Regions from separate parts of the Homo sapiens genome. Here region 1 is linked to region 2. A link is a loop called in an ENCODE intact Hi-C map of the cell type or tissue named here. Cell type or tissue: PC-9. All regions are shown on one strand.

Region 1 (8,000 bases), 260 kb before region 2:
CCCAATGGCCCAGCAATTCCAGTCCTAGGTATATACCCAAGATAATTGAAAACAGGGACTCAAACAAATCCTTGTTCACAAATGTTCTTACCAGCATTATTTATAATAGTCATAAGTTGAAAATAACCCAAATGTCCATCAGCAAATGAATGGATAAACAAATGGTGGTCTATTTGTGCAATGGAATATTATTCAGCCATGAAAAGGAATGAAGTACAGATTCGTGTTACAACAAGAATGAGCCTTGCAGACATTATGCTAAGAGAAAAAAGCCAGTCACAAAAGGCCACATATTGTATGATTCCATTTACCTAAAATATGCAGAACAGGTAAATTCATGAAAAGCAGAATGCAAATACTAGTGATTGCTGGAGGGGGAGATGAGGATTGACTGCTTAACGGGTGCAGGGGTTTATCTTGGAGTGCTGGGAATGTTTTGGAACTAGACAGTGGTGGTATTTGGACAACATTGTGGATGTGCCAAAGGCCACTTTAAAATGGTTAATACTGCGTTATGTGAATTTTATCTTAATTGTTTAAAATTTAAGTAAGATAAACCAATAAGACAGTTGGTGCATTTCTTCCCAGCCTCCTTCTTGGATGCACCGTGATGGACCAGAAGTGAGGTAGGCGGGCATCCTGAGCAAATGGACCCAGGTACTGAACCACCAGCAGCATGGTTCCAAGGAAGACAATGCTTCCTGGGGGCAGGAAGGTCCCTCCCTCAGGGTCTCTGTGGGATCCAAATATATGAGGGAGATAGAAGGGGAAAGACAAGGACACAGATAGATAGATAGAGGGACAAACATATAGAGACCTGGAGAGAGGGAGAGAGAAACAAAAAAAGAGAAGAAACAGAGAAATAGGAAGGAGGAGAGAAGAACAGGGGGTCTTAGATGAACTAAGCCAGCCAGGAGGACCACGGAGACTCTGATTACTTCCTGCTGGGCAATATTTGGGTAAGGAGCTAAGAAAAAGGCAGAAATTCACTTATTAATATTTTTCTCCTGGTGTCAAATCCATTCCACAGGCCAAGTGGAGGTCCAGCCTCAGGCCTTTATGTGGGACCTAGGGAAGGGAGGCCACCTCACTGGCTCCTGCTTGGGGAGTGGACACTTTCAAAGGGGCTTTCTAGGATGAATGGAGGGGCCAGGCATCCCATGTCGTGTGGGCCTGCACAAAGCCTTTCCTCTTCTGAGCCTCATCAGCCTCGTCTCTAATTACAGCAAATTGTGTTTTCCAAGTTTGCTGAACAAGAAGTGCAGAAAAATTCCCATCCCCTTGAAATGGGGCAGGTCTTTGCAATAGCATAGATGAATGAATACAGCAGAAAGGATGCAGCATGACTTCTGAGATGAGGTCAAGAAAGGTACTATGGCTTCCTCACGGCACACTCTCCTTGGAGAGCTGTGATTGGAACCCAGCTGCCATGTTGTGAGGAAGCCCAGACTACATGGAGAGGCTGTGCTCGAGCATTTCACCCAAAAGCCCCAGCAGGCATCAACTACCTATGTAAGCAAACAAGCTTCAGAAGTTTCCCACTCCCACCCTTAGAGCCATCTCAGTCTGACGCTACATGAAACAGAGACAACCTGACCCTGTTGAACCCTGCCCAACTCACAGATCCACGAGCAAAATTAACATTTTAGGTTGGGTGTGATGGCTCATACCTGTAATCCCAGCACTTCGGGAGGCTAAGTTGGGCAGATCACTTGAGCCCAGGAGGTGGAGACCAGCCTGGGCAACATGGCAAAACCCCATCTCCACTAAAAATACAAAAATTAGCCTGCATGGTGGCACATACCTGTAGTTCAGCTACTTGGGTGGCTGAGGTGAAGGTTGGATTGAGCCCAGGAGGTTCAAGACTGTGGTGGGTTGTGATTACACCATTGCATTCCAGCCTGGGTGACAGAGTGAGACCCTGTCTCAAAAAAATTTTTTTTTATTTAGTTAAATCATTAAAAATCACTTAAAAGTTTTTGTTATGCTGTTGTTGTATAGCCTCAGGCAACTGGATGGATAGGAAACCCTCAGTTGCAGCACTCATGGGCTGAATCGTGTCCCCCAAAAATTTATATGTTGAAGTTCTAAACTTCAGTAGCACAGAATGTTATCTTATTTGGGAATAGGATCTCTAAAGCGGTAATTAAGGTAAAATGATGTCATTGGGGTAGGTCTTGATCCAACACAACTGGTGTCCCTATCTGCAAAAGAGATTAGGACACTGACATGTACAGAAGGAAGATAACATGAAGACAGTGAGGAGAAGACGGCCATCTGCAAGCCAAGGAGAGGGGCCTTGAAAGAAACCAACTCTGCCCACACCTTGACATGGGCTTCTAGCTTCCAAGACTTGGGGAAAGAAATGCCTGTTGTTTAAGCCACTCAGTCTGTGGCACTATGATATGGCAGCCCTGGCAAACTAATACAATACAACTATTGGACCCACTTTCCAGATGAGAAACAAAGCTCTGAGAGTTAGTGCCTCCCCAGGCTCCACAGCTGGCAAGCCATGGAGTCGGCCTGGAACCTTCCTACCTCTCAGGGGTGGCCTCATGTCCTAAACCTGAATGTAGCTACAGTCTATCAGAAATGACCCCTCCAAACCCCCAGGCTGCTACCAGAGCAGACATTACTAATTCATCCCAGAGCACTCTCACTCAGCCCAGATGTGGCCTCAGTCTCTCTAATCGATTCCCATGCAGATGTGGCCTCAGTCTCTCTAATCAAGATTCCCATGGATGGGCCAGCAATGGCCAGAGGGACACTTTTCTGGGCACAGCTCAGTGGAGCCTGCCTAAGGCTGCCTTATTTGGGTCACTCTTTTTTTTGGGGAGGTGTGCATTCTGAGGCTCTACGGGGGTCATTATGGTGCAAAGATTACCCCAGATGGCACCTGTGGTTAACTTACTAGCACAACTGTTACATGGGGTCTATAAGATAGGAAGTCAGGACTCTGCATAGAGAGTCATCCTGGCTCACGTGACCCCCAGGGTAGGGCTGGGCCACAAAGGGGAAAATTACTGATAAATATTATCTTCAAAGAAACCCTCCTCCCCTACACAATGCTAAGCCATTGAAGTTTATCAAAACCACAGCGTTGGAGTCAAGTGATTCTCATGCCTCAGCCTCCCGGGTAGCTGAGACTGCAGGTGCACGCCACCACACCAGGCTAATTTTTGTATGTTTTTTAGTAGAGACGGAGTTTTCACCACGTTGGCCAGGCTGGTCTTGAACTCCTGAGCTCAAACAATCCGCCCTCCTTGGCCTCCCAAAGTGCTGGAATCGCAGGTGTGAGCCACTGTGCCTGGCTTTTTTTTTTTTTTTTTTTTTTTAAGCTCCCTGGTAATTTTCTCAGAGGCTGAGAACCCCTGATATAAACTTCACCGGAATCTGGGGCTGCAGAGGGGTTCCTGGGTTGGAGGGTTGCCATAGCTTCTTCTCCGTTTCTTGATGGGGCAAGCCTCCTCCTACTACAGGACCTTTGCGCAGGCTGGTCCTTCCACCTCCACAGTTTGCAGGCTCCCAATCCTCCCTTAGGCCTCAGCTTTAATACCTCCTCCTTCAGGCTGTCATTCCCTGATTACCTGCCTCCCTCCCTCTTCCCTCTCACTGTTCCCTCTTCATTCCCTTCCAATCTCTTGTAATGCTTCCTAAGTTTGCATTCCGGGGCATTTTTTGTTTGTTTGTTTACTGTATTTCTCCCCACTAAACAGTGAGCTCATGTGATCCATGACTATCTCTATGCCCTTCACCATTGGACCCCCAGGGCTGAGCACAGGGCTCAGCACATACTAGGTGCTCATTAAATATATAGTGAAATAATTTAATGGCAAAAACATGCATTCTCCTTCCTCTCTGAGCCTCACTGTGTTGTGAGGATTAAATGAGTTAATTGCTGTAAAGTGCTTAGAAAGTTCCACCTCGTGTTAATTAAATGAGCTGGCACTGAGCAAATGCTGAGCACATGGCCTGACCCACAGAACATTTTCATTGCTGGTGAATAATTACCATTATTATTATCACTGTCATTGTCATTGTTGGTATTATTTATCCTCTATTCAGCGCAGAGTAGGCGCTTAATAAAACTGTGAACTACCGAAGTGATGTAGCCTTGGACCAGCCACAGGGATGGAGGATGTGGCTGCTGGAGGAAGCCTCCAGGCCAGTCTGATGTGGTGAGGATAGCATGGCTCAGAGAGGGGAATGCACTGCCCCAACGTCACCCAGCAAGTCTAAGCGAGATCCAGCCCCAGAAATCTAGGCTTTCCTCTCTACTCATGGCCGCATGCCCTTGGGCATAGCTCTTCCCCTCTGGGCCCTTGTTACATCTGTGTAATGGGCCTGGGGTTGCAGCAGGGATAGGGAGGTTAGACACAGGTCGGTCCCCAGCCCCCAAGTTTGCCCCATGGTGACATGGGTGGCCACTTGGTGGCACTGTGGAGTCACCACCGACTGGCAGCCACCCGAGGAGCCCCAGTCCAGTGCAGCTTGGCCAGGAGACCTCAGAGGGTGCTCTGCGCTGACCTCCTTCCAGGTGGGGAAACTGAGGCCCAGAAAGGGGCAGCCATGCCTTTACCAAAGTCATGCAGCTAGTCTAAGAAGACTTTAAAAGGTAGTTTATTGAACACCTACTATGTGCCAAGTTTGCAACTGTATCATCCAGTTTCCACAACAACCCAAAGGCAGGAGATAGTCTTTCCATATTCCAGATGAGGAAACTGAGGCACCAAGAGCTTAAGTGGAAATATGGGAGCAATGACAATCATGACAGTAGTGGTTAATATTGAGTAAGTGCAACACATGTAAACAATGGCAATGAGTCAGGCCAGTCCCACAACCAATCCAAGACTTGGACACCAGTACTGACCCATTTTACAGAGATGGAAACTGAGGCTCAGAAAGATGAAACCATTTGCAGAGATCACACAGCCAGGAAGTATCTGCTGCCAGGACATGTCCCTGCCCAGAGGGAACCAGGCCTAATTCCTATCTACTCTCTCCCCAACATTCCAGCCTCAGCCTCAGGCAAGCTTGGGCCAGCATAGCCAGACCTAGGCCTCCAGGGATCAGGGAAGGCTCAGCCTCTTCTCAAAACCCACAGCCTGTCTAGACCAGGCTCCTTCCTGTGGGCTGCCATCAGGGGTCTGGGTGACCACTGGAATTTGGGGGCATGAAGGCGTCCCTGCTTCTCCCCACATCGCCCAATAGCCCCTGCTCCAGATGTGAGCAAGGGTTGCTGCCGTGAGTCCTGGGATGGTCTCCAGGTCTCTTAAGGAAGAAGAAGCAGAGCAGAGGCAAGGAGGGAGACGTGGGGTGGGGGATACAGAGCAAAAGTGACAGAGAGATCATGAAATAGACGGAGACGCAGCGTAGAGACAACGACAGGAAGAGAACAAGAGAGAGCGCCAGAAAAACAAATTAAATCAAAACCGAACAAAACAGAGAGGGAGCGACAGAGCCAGAAAGAAGGGAGTGAAGAGAGGTGCATATTGAGATGGAGACAGACAGACAGATGACGGGGATACAGACTGAGAGAGAGACAGAGACTGGGAGCCAGGAAATCGCAGAGACAGACAGGGACAAAGCGGCGGGGTGCCACAGAGACAGGGAGAGATGCGAGGAGGGGCAGAAGATGGAGACCCGGGGTGAGACAAGGACCAAGGGGCACGAGAGCAAATTCTGGGGTAGCAGACCAGGAGGTCAGGCAGAGACTCAGCAGAGAAGGAAAGGCCGGAGGAGGCTGAGAAGAGAAAAAATGATCAGAGAGAGAGAAGCAAAGAGGAAGGCGACAACATACAGAGGGCAGAGGAAGGGGAATAGAGGAGGGAGGAAGACCAGACAGTCAGAGGGTGGAGGCCAGGGCACGACGAGGGTAGCGGCGGGATCAGGGGTCCTCCCACCCCGTGGACCCTGAACTGGCCCCTGTCCACTGGGCAGCCAGGGTCTTCCACCCACCACCTGCCTCCATACCCCAGAGCTTTTCCCTCCCAGCAGGGGCCTGGCCAGGGTCCTGGAGGGCAAAGGTCAGGTGGGTGGACTCGCCGGAGCCCCCAGGAAGGCATCTTTCATTTCCGCCTGCTCAGCAGGCTCCAAGCACATCGTTTGCATAAAACAATATTCCTGTGGGGGATGCTAATGCGCCCTGCTATTTTTGCCTCTCCTGGATTGTGGTTTGCATACATTTGCATACCCTGGGAGAATTAAGCAGGAATCATGTAAATGAGCCCACCAGCTTGGAGGCGAAGGGGGACCTGGGCTCCCTGCCTCCCGACAGGCTGTGCTGGCCACATCCTTCCCCTGGGGTCACCCTGGCAGGACAGGTTAACATGGAAGGATCAGCTACATGTCTCTCCCAACCTAAGGCTGCTGTCCACTCCAGGTTTGGGGTAGCCAGAGGCAGTTTTCAAAAACCCAGATCTGAGCCTGTCACATCCTTCTTTAAACCTTCCATGGCTTTTGGAATCCTAGGATGGAGGCCAAACTCTCCCTCTCCCCCATAGCCACAAAGACCAACCCCTACCAGCCCCTCTAACCCACACTCTCTTCCTCCCCAGCCTCCACCCACAATGGAACTTCCTCCCGTCAGGGCTTCCCCTCACCACACTTCTGCAAACCACAGGGCCTTTGTACATGCTGTCCCCACTGGCTGCAATGTTTTTCCTTCTTTCTCTTCACTTCCTTACAGCTAACTCATCCTTCAGACTCCAGGCCAAGTACCATTTCCATAGGGACGCCCTTCCTGTCATCTCTGACCTTATCCCTCCATGAAGTACCCTGTTAGGTAGCTGGAATTATTATCAATGCAATAACTTCCTTTGTGCCTGACTCCTCCATGAGACTGTGAGAGCCACTGCCCCCGACACAATACCTAGCGGTGCCGCCAGGTGTTCCTGGCCTTAGTTTAGGTTCCCAATTAATATTTGTTAAATGAAGGTGGCAGACCTGCAAATTTAGCCTCGAACCTGGAGTCCTCAGGAGCCCAGCCCCCAACTCCAGTGGTACACAAGAAGTTTTTAAAAATATATTAATTGAGAACCTACAGCGTGCCAAGCACTGGGTAAAGTATTTGACATATACTGTCTTGGGGACGCCTCTACATCTCTACAAGGGAGGTGTGGAAATTGTGTGCATGTTACGGAAAGTAGGGCCTCTGGGAAGGAAGGCCACCAGGTTCAGGTCACACAGCATGCCTGTGGCAGAGCTAGCAGTCCACCCCAGATTCGTGTGCCCTAGAGGCCTTAGCCCGATCGCTGCACATTTTCCCCTGACCTTCTGGGTGACACGCACCCAGCACACACCTAAGTGGTCTCATGAAAAGGTTGCATGGATTTACACAAGCACATGCAGACTCACGAGAGAATTTGAGTTCACCAGAGCGCACACAGCTGTTGCCTGGCCTATTCGTAACTACCTCATACCCACTATGGAAGTCTATGCCTCACACCTGTGTGCTCCCATACTGACCTACATAGACTCGTGAGCGCACACACACACACACACACACACATACATCCCTCCAGGCCTGCACAGACCTTCACTTAGCCATTCAGCAAACACTTCGTGCAGAACCACGGCATCTAGACTCTGTGTCAAGAGCTGGGGGTATCAGGAAAATGGCATAGATTGACTGGATCTTGCTGGCCAACTTGGGGCTTCCTTTCTGCTGACTTCCCCTGAGGGTGCGTATCTGATCCACACACATTCGAATATCCGTTCACACTGCGCAGGCTCTATTGACACAGGAATGCATAGTTCACAGGGTGCAAAGGCGTGGAGATACACTGTCACACAAGCAAACGCACGGCCTTCTGCAAGCCCGCAAGAAGCGACCACAAGGGAGTAGAGGCTGACTGATCCATCACCATCATTTTCAAGGGCAAACAACTCGACCAGGGTAATTCAGGAAGTCATTGTCTGCTACAGACCTAGACAGAGCTTGAGCAGCCACAGAGCTAAAAAGCCCATAAGTTTGACCCAGATAGGCCTAGGCTCTGATT
Region 2 (8,000 bases):
GACCACATAGGTAGACCCCATCTCTACAAAAAATTAAAGAAAAAGTAGCCAGGCTTGGTGGCACACATCTGTAATACCAGCTACTCAGGAAGCTGAGGTGGGAGGATCACTTGAGCCCGAGAGTTTGGGGCTGCAGTGAGCTATGATTGCACCACTGAGCTCCAGCCTGAGTGACAAAATGAAATCCTGTCTCTTAAAAAAAAAAAAAAAAAGAATCTCCATAATAACCCTTTCATTTTTTGTTGTTGTTGTTGTTGCTTCAATGGATATGCAAAATTTTAGCAAACTGTTCTGCTACTTATGTGTGAGAAAGCCTATTTCCCCACACCATCACCAATACTGGGCATTATGATTTGTATCAGTCAGCTATTGCTGTGTAACAAACCATTACCAAACTCAATGGCTTAAAATAGTAAGCATTTATTATTGCTCATGCATCCACAGGTCAGTCAGCTGGTTCTTCTGATCTCAATCAGCCTACTTGTGCATCACTGGCTGATTTTGCTGATTATTACCGGGCTCTCTCAAATGTCCAGAGCTTGGCTCTACTCCACATGGTCTCTCCTCCTCCCCCAAGCTAGCCCAGGCTTGTTCCATGGCAGCAGCAGAATTTCAGGTTAGCAAATCGAAGCTGCAAGTCCCTTATGGCCGAGGTTCAGAACAGGTACAGAATCACATCATCACATCCACCACATTCTATTGGCCAAAACATGTCACATGACTGAGGCTTGATTCAAGGAGTGGGAAACAGACTCTATCTCTTGATGGGAGGAACTGCAAAGCCACATTGCAAAGGATACAGATACAGAGAAGGGAGGCAAATTAAGAACATTTTTGCAAACAATCACGTAATTTTTTAATTTTTAATTTTTTAATTCTATTTTTAAAGTTTTTACCAATTTTCTAACTTCAGAAAATGTTTTAATGTATATTATTGGATTATACCCTGCTTTCCTTCCCTCTGTTTATTGGCCACTCATCAATTGACTCTTTGCACCCGAACACTAATCTTTATATACACCCTGGCCCACACTCCGCCTGGAATTCCAGTCCATGCTCCTTCTGGAAGCCAGCCGTCACCCCCACGCTTCAGCTCCTCCTTCGCATAATGAATAGCCCAGGAGCCTGCAGGAGAGAGAGCCATGGCCGACCACCACCAGCACTTCCCCCGGGCAAGCCCCATGATGACACCATCCATCACTGCCACCCTCGGTGGCTGTGCGCCCCAGGCCCGGCCAAGGAGGAGAGAAAACACTGCCCACAGCTCAGTGGAGCCCTTAATGATTACGTCAAGTGGCAAGCCATTTATTAGTCTCCTTAGCGGCCAAAAAAAATAAGGCCTGAGAAGCCAGAAAGCACATCAGGGGACTGTGGTTTTATTTTTTATAACCGCTTCAAGCCTCAGACACCAAGGGGAATATGGGTCAGGAAGGGAGGCAAGGCTTGGGGGCTGGGGAAACAGGAGTTCTGAACCAGTCTCTGCAGAGGGACTGTGGGCACAGAGAGTTTGCACGGCCCATCCAAGGTCACACAGCTCCCAGGCCGGCGTCCTCCCTCAGGGTCATGGTGTGCCTTCCACTGCACCTGTGTTAACAGCTCCTGCATTTTACCATCAATTGCTTCGAACCCTTCTCTGGAGATTGGTGAATAACAATTAGACATGAGCAAGCATTGGAAGGGGGTGCAGAATATAGGGGGTTCTGGAATTGGAGTGAGAATACCAGGATATTTCACTTCTCTGAGCTTCAGCTTTCTCCTCTGCAGAATGGGCATGAATCAGGGCCAACTTTACGGCCATGAGATCTCTGCAGTTGCACAGAGCCCGGCGCTCAGAAAGGCTCCAAGCTGGGTTTATGTTTTGCTGTTACCGTCTTGAAATTCTTTGTGTGTGTGTGTGTGTGTGTGTGTGTGTGTGTGTGTGTGTGTGTGGCAGAGTCTTCCTCTGTTGCCCAAGCTAGAGTACAGTGGCGTGATCTCGGCTCACTGCAACTTCTGCCTCGCAGGTTCAAGTGATTCTCCTGCCTCAGCCTCCCAAGTAGCTGGGATTACAGGCATGCGCCACCACACCCAGCTAATTTTTGTATTTTTAGTAGAGACAAGGTTTCGCCATGTTGGCCAGGCTGGTCTTGAACTCCTGACCTCATGTGATCTGCCCACCTCAGCCTCCCAAAGTGCTGGGTTTACAGATGTGAGCCATCATGCCCGGCCACCATCTTGAAATTCTTAATTTCTGCACCTATCTATGTTTTGTAAGTGAAGCCCAGTGGGGCAGTGAAGCATGCAGGTGAGCAGAAGAGACTCACGGAAGAAGGGCAAACATTTCCTATTTTAGTACCTTTACTGTACATTTTTCCTGCCTTTTAAACAAGGAGGACTGCAGTTTTGTTTCACACGGCAGCCTGCAAATTTTGTTGCCACCCTAAGCATGATGATACCTCCTGGGCCAGGCTGGGCACCTCAGAGACTCTCAGAGAGTGGCTGGCCCCACCAGTCAGGGGCTCCATCTCTCCCTTTGTAGGTTCCTCTCCTCCACTGGAACCCGGGACGGTTCTCCTGGATGACACCCCTCCTCTTCCTGCCACATTTAGACAGGTTCCAAGCCCCTCCTTTCCACCTCCTTCTCGTCCCTGCCTCCATTTCTGCTCTAGTTTCATCGCCCCAGTATTGCTCACCTAGAATTCCTGCCTCCTGCCAGAACCTCCCAGCCTTTACCCTGCCCTGCCCCCACCCACTCTCTTTACAAGGCTAAGCCCTGGTTCCCCAAGCTTCCACATGGGGCCACAACACCCCACTCTGGGCTCTAGACATTCCCTACCAACCACTGGCTGGTGGTTCCCATGTTCCACATGTCCTTCATTCCCCATGCCTTCCTAACAGCTCCTGTTTATTGAGCACCTACTGTGTGCCAGGACCCATGCTAAGCATCTTGCATGAATGAACTCATTTCATCCTCATAAGACCCCTATGACATAAACACTGTGAATATCTTCAACTTACAGGTGAGGAAACAGAGGCACAGAGTAGTTGATTCACTTGCTCTAAGTCACACAGCAAGTGCCAGAGAGGGCTTGGATCCCAGCAGACTGGTACCCACACCCTTAACCATCACAGAACTTCTCCTCTGTACCTTTGTCCAAGTCAGTGCTTTCTCTAGGTATGTTCTTCCCTGATGGACTTAGTCCACTCTTCAGAGTCCAGAAATATTTGCCAAGTCAGTGAGTGACCAGATGATTTTGTCCCTCGCTTGCTGTGCAGCTTTGAGTGGGTCACTTCCCCTCTCTGGGCTTCCATTTCCTCTTGCATCCAAAGAGAGTGAGCTGAGACCCACTCAGTAGGCAAAGTGAGGCCTCAGACCCACTGGGATTGGCTGCAGCTGCTGTGAGACAGTGAGACAGAGGGAGCCGCCCCATGGGGCCCAGGTTATATCTGGGCCATGACTAAGCGTGCCCAGCCCTAGACCATCTGTCTGTCCACATCCGTCACTGTGAGGAGGGGCCAGGGGGCCACGTCCCTTAGCTCCAGACCCACATGACACCTCCTCTCAAAAGGGCAGAGCCCGGCCTGGAGCTGGGTGGCACATGATGCCTACTCCTCCTGCACTCAACCGCCTCACCCCTGCACTGCAGGACTCACACCCTTCCTTCCTGGGCAGAAACAGCCCAGAGGAGCCTGGGCTGATCCCAGCGCACCCTCGGCCATGACCTTGGGAAAATCCTCTGTGCAGCCAGCAAGCAGATAGCCATTGTCCCACTAATCCGAATAACCGATGCCAGGCTCTGTGCAGATCATCTCCTTGAACTTGCCCATCCCCTCCTCCAGGCAGTCTGCCCAGATAGCTGCTGCCTCAGGCTGATTTAGGGACCTTCTATGGGCTCCTCCACGGCCTGTGCACGTGAGGGGAGTCCTCATATTAGATCCGTTTTACAGAGGGGCAAACTGAGACATGGAGAGGATCAGGACTAGCCCAAGATCACACAGCCCCAGGTGGTAGCCGCCTGGCCCCAGAGGCTGTGGGTTTAAATCATTGAGCATTCCTGCCTACCTGTGCCAGGCACCGAGGGGCATGGGGACAGTAGTGACCAAGGGCAAACTCAACGCCCACCCTGGTGAGGCTTCCATGAGCAAGTGCATACATTCAAGGGACCACCTGTCATTCTTGCTTGCCACATCAAAGGGCGCAGCCTGGGATCCCAGCCTCGTTCTGCCCCACCCCCTCAATGCTTGGCAAACACCCGACTGCATCACTCCTTCCAAGGTCAAGCTGTGTGGACCTTGGGCAAGTCACTTGACCTCTCTGGGCTGTCTTTTTCTTAGTCATCAATATGCCTTGCAAGTCAAATCAACCATATGACTTACTTGGCTGGAACCTCCAAACTATCCATAGAGGTTGACAGATGATCCCCATCATCCAAATGAGGAAACTGAGGCTCAGAGAGGAGGGAGCTGCTTGCCCAAAGTCAGGAAGTGCCTTAAGGGGATGGCAGAGGATGTGGGTGTCCACGGGGGCATAGGTGCTTCCTGCCCAGAGCCAGGGGGTTGGGATCAGCCAGGAGGTGATGGTAACCCCTCCCCTTCCCCAGCCTGCTTCTTTCTGCCCCTTCCCCACCTTCCCCCTTCCCCCTTCCCCCTCCTGAGGTCTCCAAACAAAGCTGCCTTTATCTGGACTGTAGCTGCATTCCTCAGTGACACATGAGGACAAAGGCGGGGGCCACCGGCAGCGACAGGAAAGCCCTACCGCCCCAAGCCAGTTTACAGCCTTCCCACGCCCCGCCCCCACCCGCAGGGCCTCCCCGGGGCCTCCAGGCCTGGCCCGGGGGAGCTCTGGGAGGAAGTTTTCCCCAGGACCCTGCCTCTCTTGCCCCACCGGAGCCTGGCTGTTTGTCCTGGGGAGGAGGCTGAGCTTCTGCAGCCTGGATCCAACCCCAGCTCCGCCCTGGGCCCCATACACACTGCGGGGCCTAGGTGAGTCTCTGAATCTCCAGGCCTCTGCTTCCTGGTCTGTAAAACAGGAGTGGATTTCCGGAGGGGCTTAGTGAGATCATGCAGGAGGCAGCTGGGCACATCGAGAAGGCCACCATGATTGTTGATGGTGGTAGTCTTATTGGTTTTCCATTTCCAGCCATTTTTGAGCCCCTTTCAGTTCCTGAGAGTGCTGCTGTCACCCCAGAGGATTGCACATGCTGTTCCCTCTGCCGGGAACACTTACCATCCCTTGCTTCCTCCCCTGGCTAACTCCTGCAGGTGTCTTCCTAAACATCCCCTCCTCCAGGCAGCCTGCCCAGATAGCTGCTGCCTCGAGCTGATTTAGGACCTTCTATGGGCTCCTCCATGGCCTGTGCATCTCCATCACACAATATCTTGAGTGAACACTGCCTGGGGATCACAGACAGTGACCAGGAGAGATGGGGAGGAGAAACAAAGGAAGTGGGGCTGGGCACCTACTGTGTGCCAGACCTGTGCTAAGCATTTCTCTCTCATCCAGGGTGTTGGGAACCCTCCCAACAACCCTCCAAAGCCAGCTTTATCATTCCATTTAAAACATAAGGAAGCTGAGGCATACGCCTGAGACTCAAGCCTAGGTCTGTTAAATTTCAGAGCCTGGACTGAACACTGCCTGCTGATAGCGGTCACCCCACCAGGCTCAAAGCCCCTTAAGGGCAAAACCAGGGTGGTTTTGTTCTCTGCTGTATACTCATTGCCTGGCACTGGGCCTGGCCTCGCTCACCCATTGCTGATGGGATGGGTTGGTGGGTGAAGTAGCAAGTGGGTGTACAGGGCCCTTTTTTTTTTCTCTTGCTAGACCAGGGAGGGAAGGAGGAAGGAAGGGAGGAAGGAAGGGAGGGAGGAAGGAAGGGAGGGAAGAAGAAAGAAAGGGAGGGAGCAGGGAGGGAGGAAGGAAGGAAGGAGGGAGGGAAGGAAGGGAGGAAGGAAGAAAGACAGGAGGAAGGGAGAGAGGAAGGGAGGGAGGGAGAGAAAGAGGGAAGGAAGGGAGGGAGGGAAGGAAGGGGAGGGGAGGGGGGAGGGGAGGGGGAGGGGAGTGGGGGTGGGTTAGGCGAGAGAAGAAGGGGCCGGGCATGGTGGCTCATGCCTGTAATCCCAGCACTTTGGGAGGCCGAGGTGGGCGGATCACGAGGTCAGGAGATCCAGACCATCCTGGCTAACAGTCTCTACTAAAAATACAAAAAATTAGCTGGGCGTGGTGGCGGGCACCTGTAGTCCCAGCTACTCGGGAGGCTGAGGCAGGAGGATGGCGTGAACTCGGGAGGCAGAGCTTGCAGTGAGCCGAGATCGCACCACTGCACCCCAGCCTGGGCAACAGAGCGAGACTCCGACTCAAAAAAAAAAAGAAATAGGGGTCTCTGAAGCCAGAGCTGGCCCCCTAATCCCACGTCATCTAGGAGTGGAGGCTGGGGCTGCAAGAACAGGATAAGGCCTTAGAGGTTCAAAAAAATAAGAAATGCAGTAGCCTCTCCCCTCCCCCACCCCACCCTGGCCCAGCTCTCCCAGAAGAATGAGCACCATTCTGACAGCCAGGGCCTCCAAACCAGATCTGCACAGTTTGGTGTCCAGATATCGCTAATGACCCACTCATCTCATTTCCATGTTTGTCCCTGGAGCACCTACTGTGAACCAGGCAGGATAGAAAGCACACAGAAAGGGGAAACTGAGTCCAGTTCTCCCAAGAGGTCACAACCTGGATCCACAGCACGAGAAAGTGTTCTTGAGATGATCTGGCCAGACCAGAGAAGGCCAGATATTTGCCCAACATTGCACAGCAAGGTCCAGAAAAGTGAGAATTGGGACCCAGGGTTCTAGTGCTCCTGGCCCAGTGCTCCCCTCTCTATAGAACATGTCCAGGGGGTAGTAGAAGGCCAGGTGACAGTGACCAGGAGAGATGAGGAGAAGGAGAAAGAAAGGAAGTGGGGCTGAGCACCTACTGTGTGCCAGACCTGTGCTAAGCATTTCTCTCTCATCCAGGGTGTTGGGAACCCTCTCAACCACCCTCCAAAGCCAGCTTTATCATTCCATTTAAAACATAAGGACGCTGAGGCATGCGCCTGAGACTCAAGCCTAGGTCCGTTAAATTCCAGAGCCGGGTCTTCTGACAAGCAGAGGTTGTCCTATGGATTTGTTCATATAGGCCCAGACCCAAGACTGCTAGGCTCTAGTTCATGGGAGGTGCAAAATTAATGTCAAAGGAAACAGTTTCTGGCCGGACACAGTGGCTTGCGCCTATAATCTCCGTGCTTTCAGAGGCCAAGGTGGGAGAATCGCTTGAGCCCAGGAGTTTGAGACCAGTCTGGGCCACATGGCGAAACCTCATCTCTACAAAAAAATTTTTTTTAATTAGACAGGCATGGTGGCACACGCCTATAGTCTCAGCTATTCGGGAGGCTGAGGCAGGAGGATCGCTTGAGCCCAGCAGCTGGAGGCTCATGAGCTAGGATCGCACCACTGCACACTCCAGTCTCGCTCTGTCACTCCAGCTAGGTGAGAGAGCGAGACCCCCACTCCCAAAAAAATAAATAAATAAAGGAAGAGAAGGGAGGAAGGAAAGATTCCTTCCCTGAAGCTGTTCTCAATGTCAAGGTGGGTGAAAATATCTTCAAACACCCAAACAATTCTAGTGTCACCTAGATGCAGGAAGCCTGAGAGTCCTCCTAGGATTCAGTGTCCATTCTTGAGTGTGAGAGGCTGCACCTGGGCCACCACACCCAGCCTAGGCACCCAGGTCCCTCTGTCCCTTCAGCACCCAGGGACGGTCCCCAGCCTGGCTCCAGCTTAGAGGGGTGGCTCCAGGGAGGCTGGTGTCCTTTCAGCTGGACATAAACGCTGTGTCTAAAAACAAACGACTTCTAGGGCAGAGGGCAGGGAAGTGGTTCCAGCAGGGTGTTTGGGCAGCACGCCGGCCATTCAATCAGACCCACGGGGCTGTGAGGGGAGCGGCAGAGAATCAATCATGGGCCGTGTGTGTTTGCAAAAGGACGTGTGTGGCAGTG

What was found. Peaks named below come from ENCODE experiments on the same cell type or tissue, not always from the same donor. Only the 100,000 strongest peaks of a DNase experiment are listed, where the experiment ranks them.
Region 1: a loop joins it to region 2, with 7 times the contacts of the local background. A loop is called at or near these places in 3 of 110 quality-filtered maps.

Annotation. Positions count from the first base shown.
Region 1 is chr22:27,401,659-27,409,658 of GRCh38, forward strand. No RefSeq gene overlaps it. Among named protein-coding and RNA genes, the nearest start is that of LINC02554, 95 kb to the left of the region's middle. RefSeq lists an enhancer at 6,006-6,558. In PC-9, CTCF peaks have their summits at 4,398 (motif pointing right) and 4,599; no DNase peak of the experiment used is centred here.
Region 2 is chr22:27,666,116-27,674,115 of GRCh38, forward strand. No RefSeq gene overlaps it. Among named protein-coding and RNA genes, the nearest start is that of CPMER, 45 kb to the right of the region's middle. RefSeq lists enhancers at 1,341-1,840, 3,217-3,511, 3,317-3,611. In PC-9, no CTCF peak of the experiment used is centred here; DNase peaks (open chromatin) are centred at 3,476, 4,286 and 4,746; H3K4me3 peaks cover 540 bases; H3K27ac peaks cover 3,415 bases.